Linked DNA regions of Homo sapiens: region 1 is linked to region 2. The links are chromatin loops, found by intact Hi-C in ENCODE. Cell type or tissue: HepG2. All regions are shown on one strand. Each heading gives the region's core, and the rest is flanking DNA. Links, peaks and the distances in the headings are about the cores only.

Region 1 (8,340 bases), core at 198-8,197, 70 kb before region 2:
GCAGAAGCAGGAGATGTTTGGTGGGACTGATGATGAAGCTGCCTTTCCTAAGCTGTATGTGAGTCCCTGAATTAGGTTGGGCATGTGTTTGTGAGCGTGTGAGTAAGTGTGTGTGTGTGGAGGGGGTGGGAGGGAAGAGCAGATAGGAGATAGGCTGAAGAAGTTAGTGCCTGTGGCTATTCATCTTGGTATTTAGAAAGACCATCTAATCATCTCTTAGCAAAACAGCAGAAGGAAGACACAGCAAATACACTAAAAATATGAGTAGCTTTCCAGTGCCTCAAATGGTCCTGGGTCCTGAGTAGGTGCTTACTGAAGACTAAGTGAGGGAAAAATTGCCCAGGTGCTGCAGTATGTGCCAGGCACTATAATACAGTGCTTTACACAAACTTGATCTTCCCATGATGAAGTCATTATCCCAATAGAAATATGGGGAAGCCCCAGTCTAGAGATTTTGAAAAGCTAGCTCCAAGTTATAGAACCTAACATAAAAGCTAGATGTTTGCTAGAGCTACAGTGGAAATAAGAATGCAATCAGACTGGGTGCAGTGGCTCACGCCTGTAATCCCGGCACTTTGGGAGGCTCAGGTGGGGGGATTGCTTGAGGCCAGGAGTTCGAGACCAGCACGGATCACTTGAAGCCAGGAGTTTGAGACCAGCCTGGCCAACACAGTGAAACCCTGTCTCTACCAAAAAAATACAAAAATTAGCTGGGCGTGGTGATGCACCCCTGTAGTCCCAGCTACTTGGGAGGCTGAGGCAGGACAATGAATCACTTGAACCTGGGAGGTGGAGGCTGCAGTGAGCCGAGATCATACCACTACACCCCAGCCTGGGCAACAGAGTGAGAATCTGTCTCAAAACAAAAACAAAAACAAAACACAGAGATCCTCTGGTTTTTGTCTTGCTGGATCTACTAAGATCTGGCCAGGGTGGTCATGACAGGTTAGTATGAGATATGCTTTGACAAGTTAGAAGATATCGCTGACATTTCCAGTAAGGCTGCTGTGCTACATGTTATAGTGCTTTTGTTTGTCTGTGGTACACAATTATCTTGGGTTTCAGAATTCATCCTCAAAGTATTCCTCTGAATTAGGAATTCCAGTAAGAGTTACTGGCCGCAAATGACAGACACTGACTCTGGTTAACTTCAGCAGAGAAATTCACTAGAAGGATATCTGGGAGCCCAAATAATCAATGTCAAGCCCAGAGAATCAGGCTTGACAAACAGAAACCAGGGTGGCTTGGTTACAAACTAACAGCCAAAATCACAGTAAAGGAAGGGTCTGGTTAAACATCGCTGCTGCTGAACACCATACAGCACTCCTGGCACCATCGCCAGTCCCAGGAGAAAGGATTCCAAGATATCCTTGCACCTTCGAGTCACCTACTCCAGATTCAAAATTCCAGGTGGAATTCTGTCAATAGGAGCCCTCTCTGAGAGAATGAATCACTTGAACCTGGGAGACGGAGGCTGCAGTGAGCCAAGATCATACCACGACACCCCAGCCTGGGCAACAGAGTGAGACTCTGTCTCAAAACAAAAACAGAAACAAAACAAAGAGATCTATTAAACATCGGATCCGTTAAACATCATGTGGCCTGGTGGGCCACATTTAGGTCACCTGCAGGTGCTCTAGCTGTTCCTGCTTCCCAAGTAGTAGGCACAGCTGGGAGTAGGGTAAGGCATAAAATGGAAAGAGGCACTCACTCTCACGGACTTCTGTTTTTAAACAATGAACAATTTTTATAAAGAATAAATTTCAATTTTAAAGATATTCAAATTCAGTAAATATTTCATATATGAACTTAAAATTTACACACAACCAACAAAAATGTGACACCATGCAGTTTGCAATCTGTTTCATTGTTTTAAATTTTAGATACAAATTAAAAACTCCTTATGGTCAAATAGGATGGAAATAATTCACATTTTGTTTCTTCGTCTAGAAGAAGCAACAGTCCAGCTGTTAAAGCGTAGGCCATAGCATTGCTATGTTATTATTGCTTATTTCGAAACTGTTTACATGCAGGAATGTGTAGCATCCCACAGGCTGGAAATAAAAAATGTGCTGAAGGGAGCTTGGATGAATCCCACCTGTCTCAAACTTACTTTGCAAAGGAATGTCTGTGACGGGGTCCACCTATGTCAGCGGCAACAGCAACTTTAGTAATTGTTTAGAGCTTGCAAGGAAGAGTGTTTTATCAGTGACACTGTTTAAAAATTGTCAGCATTTGATGATAATAAGCAGCAGACTGACTTGGAGTCAGTTTTATTATTGTCTTTAAATTCTCACCCCATTACTGCCTGCACTTGCTCTCTCTCACCTCCCTGCCCATTATACACCACTGTGGGTGGACCATTACAGGGGAAGCTGGTGATACACATTAACTCCAGGAACACTGTACTGGAGACACAGCAGAGGGAAGGACACGTGGTATTATCTATCCAAAAGATCAACAAAGATGAAAACAGACAGCTTCCTACTAGGGAAGTCTTAGTGTGGCTCATTGTTATGCCAATGCCCTGTGTTCAGGATCCAGCAGGAAGGTTGTGAGCCCAGGGCCCTGTGGCCCAGTTAATTGTCCGCGGCTCAGCCCTGGCCAGCTGCCTCGGAAATGAATGCCTTTGGCCATACTGGCAAGACAGACAGGAGAGTCATCAGTTTAGATCACATTCATTGCTCTTGTGAGAAAGACAAGAAAAAATACACAGTCTGCCCATGATGTGTCCTCATCTCGTGAAAGATAGGACACTACTGAGTAAAATCAGATTCCCATCCGAAAAGCACATCTTCCGCTAATTAGGCACATTAGCTTTGTGCAAGGTCGGGTGTAAAATAACTTTCATTTCACTCGTTTCAGAAGACAGGGCAGATGAGGGCAAGAGGATATGCCCCACATAACAAGAGCTATTGTTCGGTTTTTCAGGAAGCCATGGCCTGAACAAGGCATTGGGGTTTTCACAGCTGGACTCACCCCAAAAAGATGATTTTATAAATAGTGTTTTTGTTTTTTACCTTTTCAACTTCATTAGAAAATACAAGGTTTACCTAACCCTAACCCCCAGACGAATAGACATAATGAATTCCCAGACATATAGACTTGGCAGTGACTGCTTCACCCCTGAATGGTTGCTTTGCACTAAGCACTTCTGACACTAATGTTCATGCTTAAGCAAACACATTACTAGGAGAGAAGAATAGCTCTGTCAGCCTGCCCAGGCCACTCAGCACAATGGGAGCTGCAGCTGCCCTGGATCTCATTAAAACAGGGGCAGGGAGAACGGTCCTGTAGACGCACATGGGGATTCTCAGATTCACAGACCTTTGCTTACACATCACACACCATCAGCATCAAACAGCTGACTTCAAGAAGTTCCTAAGAAAGAAAGCTTTACTGGTTATTAATAAGCCTGAAATATTTGTGTCTCTGGATTCTCTGCCAGTCTTCTTTTTCTCTTTGGTTCTTTTCTCTTTACATGACAATACTCACATTTGCAAAATGAGGTGTGTTAGAGAATCAGATGATTTCTAGAGAGAGCTATGTTTGGGACCATTTCTTAATCTTTTCCACCTTTGGAGTGTCTGTGTTCACGTTAGCATTTCTGTCTGGAGTTATGAATTATGCTGTCAAAAGGAGTTTCAAACTGGGTTTGTTACCTGGATACCCACAAATATGCACGGTCTGTTTGTATAAATCTGAAAAACCTTCCTTGTCCTTAGGAAACCAGGCCATTCTGCACATTAGGAAGGGGACAGTGAATCCAGGCTTCCGTTAGTTCTCTGGGCCAGTTGGGGAACAGTGCCTGGATAAATAACAGTAGGAGTCCAGAGTCCGTTCTTGACTGGGGTGGCTGTAATCCATTCACAGGGAGGGAGACGTCTCTGGCTGGAGATGCAGGGCTGAGCATGCCATCAGACACCCCTAAAGGCAAGCTTAAGACCACATCCCATCTGCCTACAATCATAGCAGTCACTATCCCCTCCACATGGTACACAATATGCCTCAGAACAGTCCAGCTCTTAAAGCACAGGCCAGAGGCAGGGACCAAAGGAGGCAAGAGCAATGAAGACACTGGAGGGATGACGGGGTTCTGTGGCTCGACTCCTGGACCATCTGCACCCAGAGTCCACCAGATCTGCCAGGAGAAGGCTCAGCAGTGCTTCTCTCATCGGAACAGACTCAAGCATTGGCATCTGACAATGTCCCCCATATGTCATTCTCACTCTTTTCATAGCCCACCTCCCCCCAACCCACAGCCCAACCTGGAGAAGCCCACTGTGAGTCTGGATGGTCACATCAAGCTTAGGACCCCTGGTGGCACTACGCACAGCAGCATCCTCATGAAGAAAAAGCCCCCCAGTGGCTTCCTGTCTCTCCAGACACGCTCCCCAGACGGCAGTTGTCAGTTTCCATCACCCAAACCCCTTCAGGCCAGGCCCACTAAGATTGGCTCACAAAAAAAGGGAGGGGAGAGAGGCAGCTGCTGCTGACAGGGCCAGCTGCTTCAGAGTCATTTCCTTGCTGCCGGTGCTGGGCAGATGTTCTACTGCCATTTCCCTTGCTACTAACTTCTGATCACTCTCCTGGTAGCTTGATTTTACCTAGTTGAAGGTGTCTCCAAGTGCAGCCTGTGGTCCACTTATAGGAGAATCACCTGGGATGCATGTTTAAAGTGCAGGTTCAGAATCTCTGTGTGTGGGACCCTCAAATTTGTTCTTTTAACAGATACCTCAGATGATTCTCATGCACATAAACATTTCAGAGACACTGAAGTTCTGTGACCACTGGCTCTATGTATTTACATTTTATTTAATTTGGACCTCAGGAGAATAGAGTAAATTACTCACTTCACGTACCACGGCCATCATCAATATGCTTTGGTGACCCGTCCACGCTGCTATATGTAAATCTCCTTTCCCGCTTCTGGCTTGAATAGTGGCCCATCTTGTATTTGTTTATGTTTAACTAAACCATTGCTTTATTAACAAACATCAGTCCTTGTTTACATACATACATACACACACACACACACACACACACACACGCACCATGATGGACAGCTTTACATGTATTCTTATGATCTGCACATCAGTGTTTTCTTGGGCACATACTCAGGGCCAAGAATGCATCCTTGATTTCTCTAGGGACTCCTAGATTGCTCTGCAGGATGGCTGCATTTATTTCCACCCCTCTAGCAGTGTCTTTGTTATACTTGATTTTATCCGACTTTCTCTAAAGTGATCTCTCATTGATGTTTTAATTTGTATTTCTCTGATTGCTAGTAATGTTTAGCATCTTTGTATACACTTATTGGCCATTAAGAGGTTTCCTCTTGTATATTTTGCCTGTTTTCCCTTTTTATTACTGTTTCGCAGGATTTCCTAGATCTACATTCTTTGGTTTGGGATGTCAGTAACATCTTCTTCCAGTTTACCTGTTGACTTTGTCTGTAGTATTTGTTGGAATAAATCTTTAATTTTGTTTTGTAGACAAATCCGTATTTTTTTCTCCTCCTTATGGTTTGTACTTTCGGGTTTTTCTTTAGAAATGCCTCCACTCAAAAGTCACAGAGATATTCACGCATATTATTTCCTATCACTATAAACTGTTATATTAAACGTTTGGGCATTTAATCCATTGGGGTTTCTTTTTAAATTGTCTGAGGTGGGGCTGAATGGAGGCAATTTTCCCATCACCATGTACTACTTAATCTATTGCTTCTGTAGTGATTTGTGATGCCCCCTCTATCATATAACATGTTCTCCTCTATAGCTGGGTCTAATTCTGGGTTCTGTATTCTGTTCTCCTGGTCAACTTGACTTTTTTCCCCTTTTCTTAATCATGGCTTTGTGATGTGCCTTAATATCTAGCAAGGCAAATTTCCTTTTTGCCTACACTTAAAAAATTAGCTGTCTGTGGATATTTATTCTTCATATGAATTTTAAAATTGTTTTTCAAAGTCCTAAAAACTTGGGGTGGGCATTTTACTTGAATTGCATTGGATCTACAGCTTCAGTTTGGGAAGAACTGATATTCTTAAAATGTTAAATTGTTCCACACAATCAGCATATCACTCCATTTATTCAAGTCTTTGCTTATATCTATTATTGGAATTAAAATTTTCTCCAAAAAGTCTTGTGCATTATTGTCAGATTATTTCCTAGATTTAAATTTTTCCTTTCCCATCTTTTTCTGGATCTATCTATTGATGACTATTTGCTTGGACCTTTCCTCCGCCCCAGTCTTGTTTTCCCTTGAGTTCTGATACCCTCTTGGGTTCTCTTTGCTTTCCTGGCTTCAGCCCTCACTACTCTGTCTCTACAGTTCTGCCTCCTCATCCCATTCCCTTGATCTGCAACTGCCTGGTCACTAGGTGTGACCATTTAGATCTTCATTGTTCGGAGTGCTTCAGAGATGTCACCTAAAGCCATATCTGACATGTAGCCTGGGACGTTAATGAGGCTTACGTCTGAGCATAGACTATAACTTAAATGGAAGTAAAAACAGAACTAATGATCTGTGGCCCAGCTTTAGGTCATAAAATGCATGCAAAATTGGATTTGTTCCAAAGGGTATCAGAAAAAAATGGCTCCTGGCAATATAAAGCTCAAATAATAGTAGCATAGATGATAAAGGCATGCATGATGTCACATAACAAGAAAGCTGGGGTATAGTTCCAGGGTTGGTACAGGAGCTCAATGAGATCATTTTGGCATTTCTTCAGGTCTTTCCCTTATGGTTGCAAGTTGGCTACTGTAGCTCCAAACATAACATCTTCATTCTGCCACATTTTAAAAGTGAGGGGTTGAGGGCAGAGAAGACTGAAGAGAGCTCTACTTATATTCTTGATGGAAATCAAGGACAAAATCACCCCCCTCAACTTTTCTTTCTAGCTCATTAGATGGAACAACATGGCATAACTACTCTGATCTATTGTTGGTGTTGGGAACAGGATTGCTTGTTCATGGCAAATTCATGATTTATAAAGTCCCTGGGCTGGACATTTTGTCAACCAAACAAAATCAATCTTCTGATAGGAAAGAACACAGGCAGAATGGTGTTGGGAAGAAAACTAAGGTTCCTGGTATGGATGGGAAAATATTTAAGGCAAGATCATCTGTGTTCTGAAATATCAGGGCCCTGAAGTTAGGAGTTTCTCATTTATTTATTTAGCAGTATTGATTGATCTAGGCACTGGGAACACAATAATGAACAAAACTGGACAGGATTCCTAGTACCACTAAGATTGCAATGCTGTATGGCAGAAAATATCAAATTAATGTTCTCATACAAAAAAATAAAGTTACTAATTTAGTAAAGTGTTATAAAGGACAACAACAGGATATTAGGGAAGTATATGATGAGGGTAACTGTCCTGAAGCAGTATGAGTTCTTTCACATCCCTGGAAGGTGCTGAGAAGGTTGATGGTCCAGCAGAAGCCTGAAGCTGCCATGAAAAAGGAGAGTGTTTATGGGACTAGGGGCAAGTGGCCGGGGCTCTGGAATCTAGCAGCATCTGTCCATTGAGCTCAAACAGACCAATGGGACCAAGTACACATCCCTGCCTCCCAGGCCAAGGAGCAGAATTGTCCAGTTACTCCACAGCAGAGATGAGAAAGGCTCCAGAGGACACTGGATGGGTTTAAGGATCCCATCTCTCCTCTGCTGCCACAGGGTCACTGACCCATAGACCTTCCCTCAAACTCCCAGATACCATCTTGGAGGAAAGAAGCAAAGGCCATCTTGAAGACTTAACATTTTCCCCCAGAGATTTTATATCCCTATAGAAATATTAAAAGTATTATATCAGTATGAAATGAGTAGATTGGACAAAAATTAAGGTTGTTTCTGTACTACTCAGCAGATGGAGTTCATGAGGAAAACTAGAGGAAAAAATGCATTTTTATATCAACTGAATGTTGTATGAACATATTTGAATTCTTCACAACAACCTTATGAGGAAAGTACTATATTGACTCTGTAAAAAGATAAACTTAGGCACATTAAAATATTAAAGAGTTAATGTGATCAGACAGGGCTCACAAATTGAGCAGCTGCAAGCCACAAGTTATTTGGGGCTCCACTGAAGAGCATAAAGGGAAGGCCTTTTTATAGGGAGAATGCAGAAGCAAGGCAAAGAAAATATTTGGTTAAAATGAAGCAATAGCCTTATTTAGATCATTCCAGTGAAAAGTCCCTAGTGAGAGGTTAGTTGGTGGTTTTTGATTGGCTAATCTTAGGTTTCATTTTACGTTTTACACTGAGCTGGATTTCAGTCTGCTTACCTAGGAACTCAAGGCGCTGAATTATTTTAACAACTCCATTTTTTTTTGT
Region 2 (8,340 bases), core at 258-8,257:
CAGGAGGCAGCTTCAGTTTTGAGTTGTTGGATGTTCCAGATTATAGAGTTTAACGCTGTGTCATTATGAGTCTTGAAATAACTGGGCCCAAATGTACTTTACTCACTAAAATATAAGTAATGGCCACAAGTATTTTTTTCCTCTTTCAAAATCTGTCTGATTTCATAGGAAGAGGACAAGTTATATAAATAAAGCAATTAGTCTAATAAGATTTTCTTCCAGGAGCCAGAGAACACTGTATTTTCTGCCTAATGGTTGGATGTGGCTGTTGGGCAAACAAAATGACCTTCTCCATTCATTCAATTTCAGACCTTAAACAAAGGGCAGAGAGAGAGTTAGCAGCTAATGCTGGCAAGTTAGAAGGCAAGGAAACTATGCCACAGAACCTTCCTGCCAATATTCCAGAGCGATGATCCTAAATGGGGAAAAGGCATTTAATGGCTCTAGAGAGGGTCCTGGGGAGAAAGGGCAGAGAAAGAGCACAGGACACAGAATAGAGTGCGGTTCACAGCCATGACGCCCAACCTCGCCATGACCATAGACCCTAATGGCCACCTGGGGCTGACGAGAAGCACACCACGCATGCGTGTTGCAGGCGCGTGTCTGTCTGAAGGATGCTGCTGGCACACGCAGATTCTGACCCAGTTATGAAGACCAACCTTCTCCTTTTATACCCCTCCTGCCAGCTGTTGGGGAGATCTGGAGACACCCCGTGCTAGCAGCACCCTCCAGCTCAGGGCAGTGGTCATGCAGGGATGTGGCTGCACAGTATGGGAGAGACACCAGGCTTGGACCTGGCATTGATAAGTCACTTTTCCATAGGAGAAGGCAGTGACAGACATTTAAATGCAAGATGGGGCTGATGACAGTCCACTGGGGGTGGGATGGGGCTTGGTAGGGTGGAAAGGACAGACAACAGACTTCCTGAATCTCTCTGGGGAAACAAACTGTAATCTTCCCAAGTCTAGGTTCTTATACCGAATGGTGCTGCTATGGAATACTGGACGAGCCAAGAGAAGGAGAGGTGCTCTATCCTGCTAAGATTGGATCTGGATGGAATTTGCTGGGGAGGGCTGGAACTAGTTACCTGCACACTCATGGCAATGGACCACCCTGCCAGGTATCCAGACTGGTTTGAGAAGGGGGAAGCTGCAGGAGTGGAGAGAGTAGAGAATGATACCGTTTGATACAAGTTACAGCTTAAGAAGTGGTAGCCATTACTACCATATATGTATGCTGCATACTCCTTTGTTGCATAGGCATTAAGTGTTCCAAATTCATTGGATATAATCCTTAAAGCAACTGTGGTTATTATTCCTAATTTAAAGATTAGGAAACTGAGAAACAGACCCATCTGTAACCTGTCACACAGTTTGGGAGTGCTACAGTCAGGATTTGAACTCAGGCCTTTGCTCTCAGTCCCTACGCTAGACTTCCCCTTGAGGCTACCAATCTTCTTATTTGGATTCTGGGTTAAGATACTTGGACCGACAGGTGAGGAGAATCATTACACAGTTTACTTTACTTTCACCTAATAAATGACACTCAGGACTTCATCTGATGAGAATTCACGCACTCTGTGTGTTTCCTTGTGTTGTACTTCTTTGCTGGCTCATGTGACATTCTTTTTCCTCTGATTCTATGGAAGGAGAAGGGCTGAGAAGTACATACAGTGCAGGTGGTAAGTGAAGGGAAAGAAAAGTAATAGGGCTGGAAAAAATCCGAGGCATCCTTCAGCCTGACACCTGGTTTTATTTCAAACTACTGAGGGTCTTTTTGCTGGAAAAGATAGAAGGACACTTAAAATTTTCAAATACTCAAAGAGCTGTCGGCCAGAAGAGGGATTAGATGAGAAATAATTTCAGGGAGAAATAAGTTCAGGGAGTGGAAGTTAAAGGCAGCATATCTAAATACATCATAAGAAAAACTAAAACACGTAATGTGGTTGTAATACTCAGTACCATTAAGTGATGAGAGTGCTCCCTGGCAGGAACAGCATTGTGTCATTGAAAACACGTGAAGCAGAGCCGGACTGGCCTGTCCGGCGTCAGGTGGGTGGGTGGCCACACCAGTGGCCTCCACAGTCTGTGCCCATATCAAGGGACTCTTTTCTTTCTTCTATTTTTGCATTTATCACTAAAAACTCTGGGAGGAAAAAAAAAAAGCTGGCATTTTGAAGATTGTCCTTCCCTCAGCTACAGATGCTTTGTTTTCCTTGAGTCTGAAATGGGCTTTTCTTTATTAAAAATAAAGTGAAATAAACTTGCTCAAGCTGATCTCCCTGAGCCAGTGATGGAGGAAGTGGGCATGTGGGTATATTTGAGAATGCCGGTGGGTCAGTGCCTTACCTGGCAGGTTGTAACTGACCAGCATCAGAATATTCTGTGCGATATCTCCAGAGACACACTACACAGTGTACTTTATTTTCTCTCGATGAAACTCAGTACACTAAATGCCCTATACTGTTCCTCTAGCGGGCAGGGGCAGTGCTCAAATCCGTGGTGGGTTTGCTGGCTGTGTTTTCCATGCTGTCTGTGACTGGAATCCAGCAGCCCTTCATAAGCACATACTCAATTCCTTTCCAAGGCTCCCAACACCCTGCCTTTCCTGGGTTTTATAATCATTATTGCTTCCTTGTATCTTCTTTCTGGTCATGGGACAATGTTGATTAACCGTAGGTAAAGGTTAGAGGCAAGTCTCGGAGATGGAAACCCAAGGTCATGCAGTTGTGCCAATGCCCGTTGTTAGACAACATGCTTCTATTCCTGACAAACCAGTCTCAAGCAGCTCTGACTGATGGGGCGGATTTCAATGCTCTCCAATGACTTCCAAGTGTTAAGAAAAAGCTGCTGCTACCCTACATGCCCAAGCTATACGAACTACTTTTTTCCAGGTATGATTCCCCAAATGTAGCTACTGAAGAGAAGTGAGTGCTGAACAAAGATTCTCTAGTGGGGACTATACAATGTCCTTTATCCTCCTCTGATGAAATCAAGGCCAGTACCCTTCTTTATCCTGGATGCGCATTATCTTTGGCATCCAAACCAAATCTAATGATCAACTGCCCCAAATTACTGACCTTTGATAGTTGGCAAGGACAAACAAACAAAAAACAACAAAGTCAAATACTTTTGTTGACAAGAGTTTTTCTAACTCGAAACAAAAAGCTTTTCTGACCCACAGACACCGGTTAGCAAATCTCCACACAGGAAAAGTTTCCGTGGTCATTTTACAAAAGCTTTGACATCTTTATCTTCCTGGCAGGGATGGAGATAAATGAGACATGCAGCATGAGTACTCTATTAAAAATACATTTTAAAAAATCCTTTACACTGCTATCAAAATGTAAGGACTTCCAACCTTAGGAAACTTACAATTTAATGAGGGAAAAAGAAGTAGAGATCAAGAACTTTAGTAAAATTATATGACTTAAAAAGACCCAAATACAAAATCTCTGGGAAGAGCAGTGTTTTTCTGTTTTCTGCAGACACTGGCCTTGATCTGTGAGCAAACGGTTCCTTTTCTGAAGGGTGTTAACCTCACTAGGGGTTTTGGTAAGAGGCCTGTGGGGCACCTTCCTTTCCTCAGACAGGTATTCCAGTCCTGGCAACAGTCTGCCAGGTTGCATGTTAACCACTCCTCTTACTCAAGGATCTTTTGATAACTTTCTTTGGATTTCCCCTAACAGTGTTTGAAAAACCAGCCCTAATGATCTGGGGTTGGATCCTCTGCGTTACTCGGGTCCCATTTTTCCCTCCTCTTCCCCAGCCTTCTCCTGGCTGACCACCTTTGCTGGCTTCCTTGAACATTCCAGCCTCTCCCAGGAGGGGAGTAGGGAAATGAACAGGAAGACAGTCAATGCTCCTGGAATTCACTGCCTGGTGACAGATGTGGGACACACTCAGGGCTAAAAGAGGATCCCCGAATTAACTGTGGTTCTCCCTCCTTTGTGCGTACAGGCAAACAGGATTCCTGCAGACAATGCTCGGATGATGAAATCTGAGAGGCTGGATGACAGAGAAACCCACATGCATACACACACACTTTATAAAGCTTAGGAACAAAAGCACTTTATAATCTCCTTCTGATGCCAAGTTTACAGTGCTTCCAGAGTCAACAAAGGTGACTCAGGAGAGTGCACCCAGCTCCTTTCAGCACTTATTTAGCTCAGCCACCTGTGTGAGCTCAAAGACAAGGGTGCCGACTTCACCTGAGTAGACCCTGAGTCACGTGATTTCTTGCTGGAGATGATTCAGCAAAGGAGCACTAACCTCTGAGACAAGGCTTCAGCTTCCTGAGCTCTGCTGACTCGCCTGGGACTTCCCTAAGCCCTTCTGGACCTAGATGAGGGCAAAACTCAGTGGAACCTCAGAAGCCCTAAAAAAATGATAGACTTTCTTTTGTCTCATCATTATCAGCATTTTGGGATGATTTAGTCAGCCTAAGAAACCTGATGGCATGTTGACACCAGAAAACAGGTAGTATATATTCCCAAACCAAGTTAAAAAAAATTAAGAAATAACAGCTGGAATGCCTTTTATTTTTTCTTTACACAAATGTGTGTGTCATCGTCATATGCCTTTTTTGTGTTAATTTCTGAGGATCCTGCCAGTGTGAATACTCCATTCTCTGCGAGTCGCAGGTCAGGCTGCTTTTGAGGCAAGCACACGTTAAGTATTGAGCAGAAACATTTGAAGCAAAGATGAGAAAGACAGAAGGGGAAGCAAGAAAAATAGTCTTCCCAGTGTGCCTATTTGGGTGCATATAAAGTTACTTTTAGATGTGCGATTACTGGTTAATGATTTGGGGAATTCTTTTCAAGTAGAAATCCTGGGCTAAAAACTAAGTGTGCTCAAGCTACCCCCGCACCCACTGATTCTGCACTCCATGGGAAAAGTTCTCACAAGCAAGTCCTTTGTCCACTACCCACGTCTATAGGAAATGTTTGAACAGCTATACACAAAGAACTCACAAGTCCACAACCTCGGGGGTGTTGCGGGTGGAGAGGGCAGTGGTAAAGGTGATGACAGGGAGGGCCTGTGGGGACAGTAATATTAGATTAGTGGTCAGAAGATGCTGGAGCCTGCCTTGCCAGTCACACACTTTTAGAGGAATGCTGGACAGTACACACCCTCCCCAACCCTGAATGTAGGCCCTCGCTGACATCACGCCAGATGAAGCCCTGAGGTCTTTAACATCTGTAACTCTATGGCATGTAACATAAACAGGTGTCTGACCAGTTTCCCCAGATATAGAATAATAATAATACCTTTCATTTAAAAAGGTAAGAGGGAATTCAACAAGCTTTCCTTCTTAAATAAATCTCCATCTCAGGAAGCCATGGAAAGATGCCCCTCCCACACTAAGACTGTAGAGAGAGGCACTGTGAAGGTCTGGCTTGGAGATCTCAGCTCTTCCTGCCTCTCAGGGGGAAAGGGCAGATCCAGCAGGCCGGGAAAGGATCTCCCAGGGTCCCAAGGAGGCAGCATGGGGCAAAGTCCAACAGTGAGGATTCTCTCCTTCTCTGGTCTCTTTTCTGTTAAAAATGCTTCTTTGGGGTACCCTTCATTACTACCCTGGAGGTTGAAGGACACTTCTTGAGAAGGCATAGATACTCTTCAGGTATGCTGAAGAAATGAGTTGTGCTAAAACCACTGGTTAATTTTGTCTGTGGCAAAAAATCATGAGGGTGACATAGACTCCCAGGCCAGGAACCCGAGACTGGATTTAAGAGATGTGGCCAGGATCCACAGGGGAGCTTGTATGTGGCTCACATCATTAGCTCTTTCTGTATATTTGTATTGTAAACCATTTCCCTTCATTTGTGAAGATGGAGATCACTTTTTCTATACAGGCTAGAAATGTTTCTTCATACACACACGCTGAGCTTGTTTATAAAAGATATTCATTTATATGGTGGTTTTAACAACTTTTCCATGTGGAAATTTTAGACGACAGTAACACAGACCCTCATGTACTCATCACTCAGCCTTGATGGTTACTGACACATGCCCAATATTGTTTCATCTGTTTCTCCCCACAACTCCTGGATTAATTTGAAAGAAATCCTAGAAGTCACTTAATCAGCAAATACTCCAGTCTGTTGGTCCACTCCTTATACAATAGCCAGGGTGATCTTTTACACATGAAGTAGTGATTGCATCACTCATGCTTGCTTGGAATTCTTCAAAGACTTACGTTGGCACTTCAGATAAAGTGTAGACTCCTTCGCGTGACCTAGGATGTCCTTTGGGCTCTCACTGTTCCCTCAGCCTCCTCACCTGAAGCTCTCACTGCCCCACCCCTTTGCTCATCACACTCCAACCCGCCTGCCATTGAGCTACTCAAATGGACTGCTCCTTTCTCAAGACCTCTGCACACTTTCAAGCCTCATTTCTCTTCAGCCTTTATTAAATGTCATCTCCTCCAGATGGCCTCCTTTGGTGGCCCAGGTCATGTTAGATCTGCCTGTTAAATAAATGCTTTCAAAGAACCTTGGATTTTATTTTTTTCTCATTAAATTGTAAGTATATAGTTAATGTTTAATTTCTCTTTAAAATTTCTTTCTCCCTCCCCACCCCAACTGGACTGTAAATTCCACAAGAGCAGGATCATGTTTGCCTCACTCATCACTGAATTCCTGGCACCTCGCACAGAACCTGAGTATTGCAGAACCCATGCCTGCTATGCACATATGCATTGATATAAGCCTATTATATAAATAAACAGATCAATATCTATTTGGCTATTTACACCCCACCTATATGTCTTTGGTCAAGATTTAAAAGCTCCTGGAAAAACAAAAATACAATTTCCTTAGGAATAAAAGCCTACCACAGCCTTGTGTAAAATTAAGCACTTAATAACCTTGATGATGTTGCTGAACTGTTCAAGGAGAAGATGAGGATAATGACATCTCTAAGTGTGTTGTGAAATTACTACTCACAAGTTAGCAATACTAATCACTTACTCTTGTATCGTGCATTCCACTTGGAAAACACTTTCATGTATACTGCCTTATTTGAAGCGGGCACTATAGGTGTTATTATCACACCTTTATAGACTGAAAATCAGTGGCAGAAGTCACATGAGGTCTAGGGTGTGTTCTTTCCATTCTAACATGTAAAGTCCCTTCATCTCTCTGGGCCCGTTTCCTCATCTACAGATGAGGAAATGTGGACAAAATATTTTTAAACTATTTCCAGCTCTACAATTCTGTGTTTATGCCTCTAATGATCACAAAGCTCTATAAAATTAAGGGCAAAGACAAATAATTACAGTTCAAAACTTAGCACTCATGATTTCCCTACTGTTTTTAGAACTATGCAAAACACCATCCAATGGATTCAACTATTCACATGAGGAACTCTTGAAGTCACCAAGCTCCCAGAAAGCCTGATCTTAGGTGGACACAAAATTCTGGAAAAAGGCGTCAAGTCAATATTGGTAAAGAACACAGTATACCTTGATCTGGCCCTGTGCAGCCAAATGAATGCTTGTTCAGAGTGCACGTACCACATCTTACTTATCTATTCATCTGTTGATGGACACATGGGTTGCTTCCACCTTCGGGCTATTGTACGTAATGCTGCTATGGACATGGGTGTACAAATATCTATTAGAGTTCCCACTTTCAATTCTTTTGGGTAAATATCCAGAAGTAGAAGTGCTAGATCATATGGTAATTCTGCTTAATTTTCTGAAGAACCTCCCACCATACCATTATCCACACCATTTTACATCCTCATCAGCAGTGCACAAAGGCCCCAATTGATTTAAGTAATGTGTTAAATGGCCTTTGATGAGTCACAATTTCTCAGTACCTCATGGTTTCCTCATCTATAAAACGAGGGGGTTGGAAGGGACAATCTCTAAGTTTTCTTCTGGTAGTAAAATAACTATATTGGCCTAATTAAATCAAGTTGCAATTAGAGCCAGAAAGCAGCCTGAGTGGTTGGCATAGCACACCTTGCTATCTCGAACCCTCCTCCTAATATGACAAATACTTTTTCAGAGATAAGGGCAGAGTGTAAAAAAATCATTTCATGCATGCAGCTCTCAGCAGTAATAGTGCAGGACACTTCCTGGGCACGTACCCTGTGCCAAGCACTGCTTCAGGCACCCACACATGTTATCTCATGCCAACCACGCAGTAGCCCTGTGGGTTGTACACCCCACCTGCTGAGGCATGGAAGAATTAGGCCATTTGCCCAAGGAAATGGAGAGGAAACTAAGGCATGCAAGAATTATGCCATTTGCCCAAGGTCACACAGCCTATTAGTCAAAGAGCCAAGATCTGCCCCCAGGCAGCTCTGCTCTGGAGGCAGGTTCTTAACCAAC

Evidence for each region. A loop is a pair of places that touch in the nucleus more often than their neighbours do. Peaks named below come from ENCODE experiments on the same cell type or tissue, not always from the same donor. Only the 100,000 strongest peaks of a DNase experiment are listed, where the experiment ranks them.
Region 1: a loop joins it to region 2, with 5 times the contacts of the local background. A loop is called at or near these places in 7 of 110 quality-filtered maps.

Annotation. Positions count from the first base shown.
Region 1 is chr14:61,603,829-61,612,168 of GRCh38, reverse strand. All of the region lies in intron 1 of LINC03033 (long intergenic non-protein coding RNA 3033), which reads right to left. Among named protein-coding and RNA genes, the nearest start is that of LINC01303, 37 kb to the right of the region's middle. RefSeq lists enhancers at 2,234-2,845, 3,294-4,043, 4,044-4,794. In HepG2, for the core only: a CTCF peak has its summit at 4,339; DNase peaks (open chromatin) are centred at 2,448, 3,188 and 3,808; H3K4me3 peaks cover 1,821 bases.
Region 2 is chr14:61,533,526-61,541,865 of GRCh38, reverse strand. All of the region lies in intron 12 of PRKCH (protein kinase C eta), which reads right to left. PRKCH-AS2 (PRKCH antisense RNA 2) reads left to right here. Exons shown (of 3, transcript NR_188139.1): 3 at 3,960-6,493. Among named protein-coding and RNA genes, the nearest start is that of PRKCH-AS2, 7.8 kb to the left of the region's middle. RefSeq lists an enhancer at 3,368-4,567. In HepG2, for the core only: no CTCF peak of the experiment used is centred there; DNase peaks (open chromatin) are centred at 4,105, 4,925 and 6,625; H3K4me3 peaks cover 1,052 bases.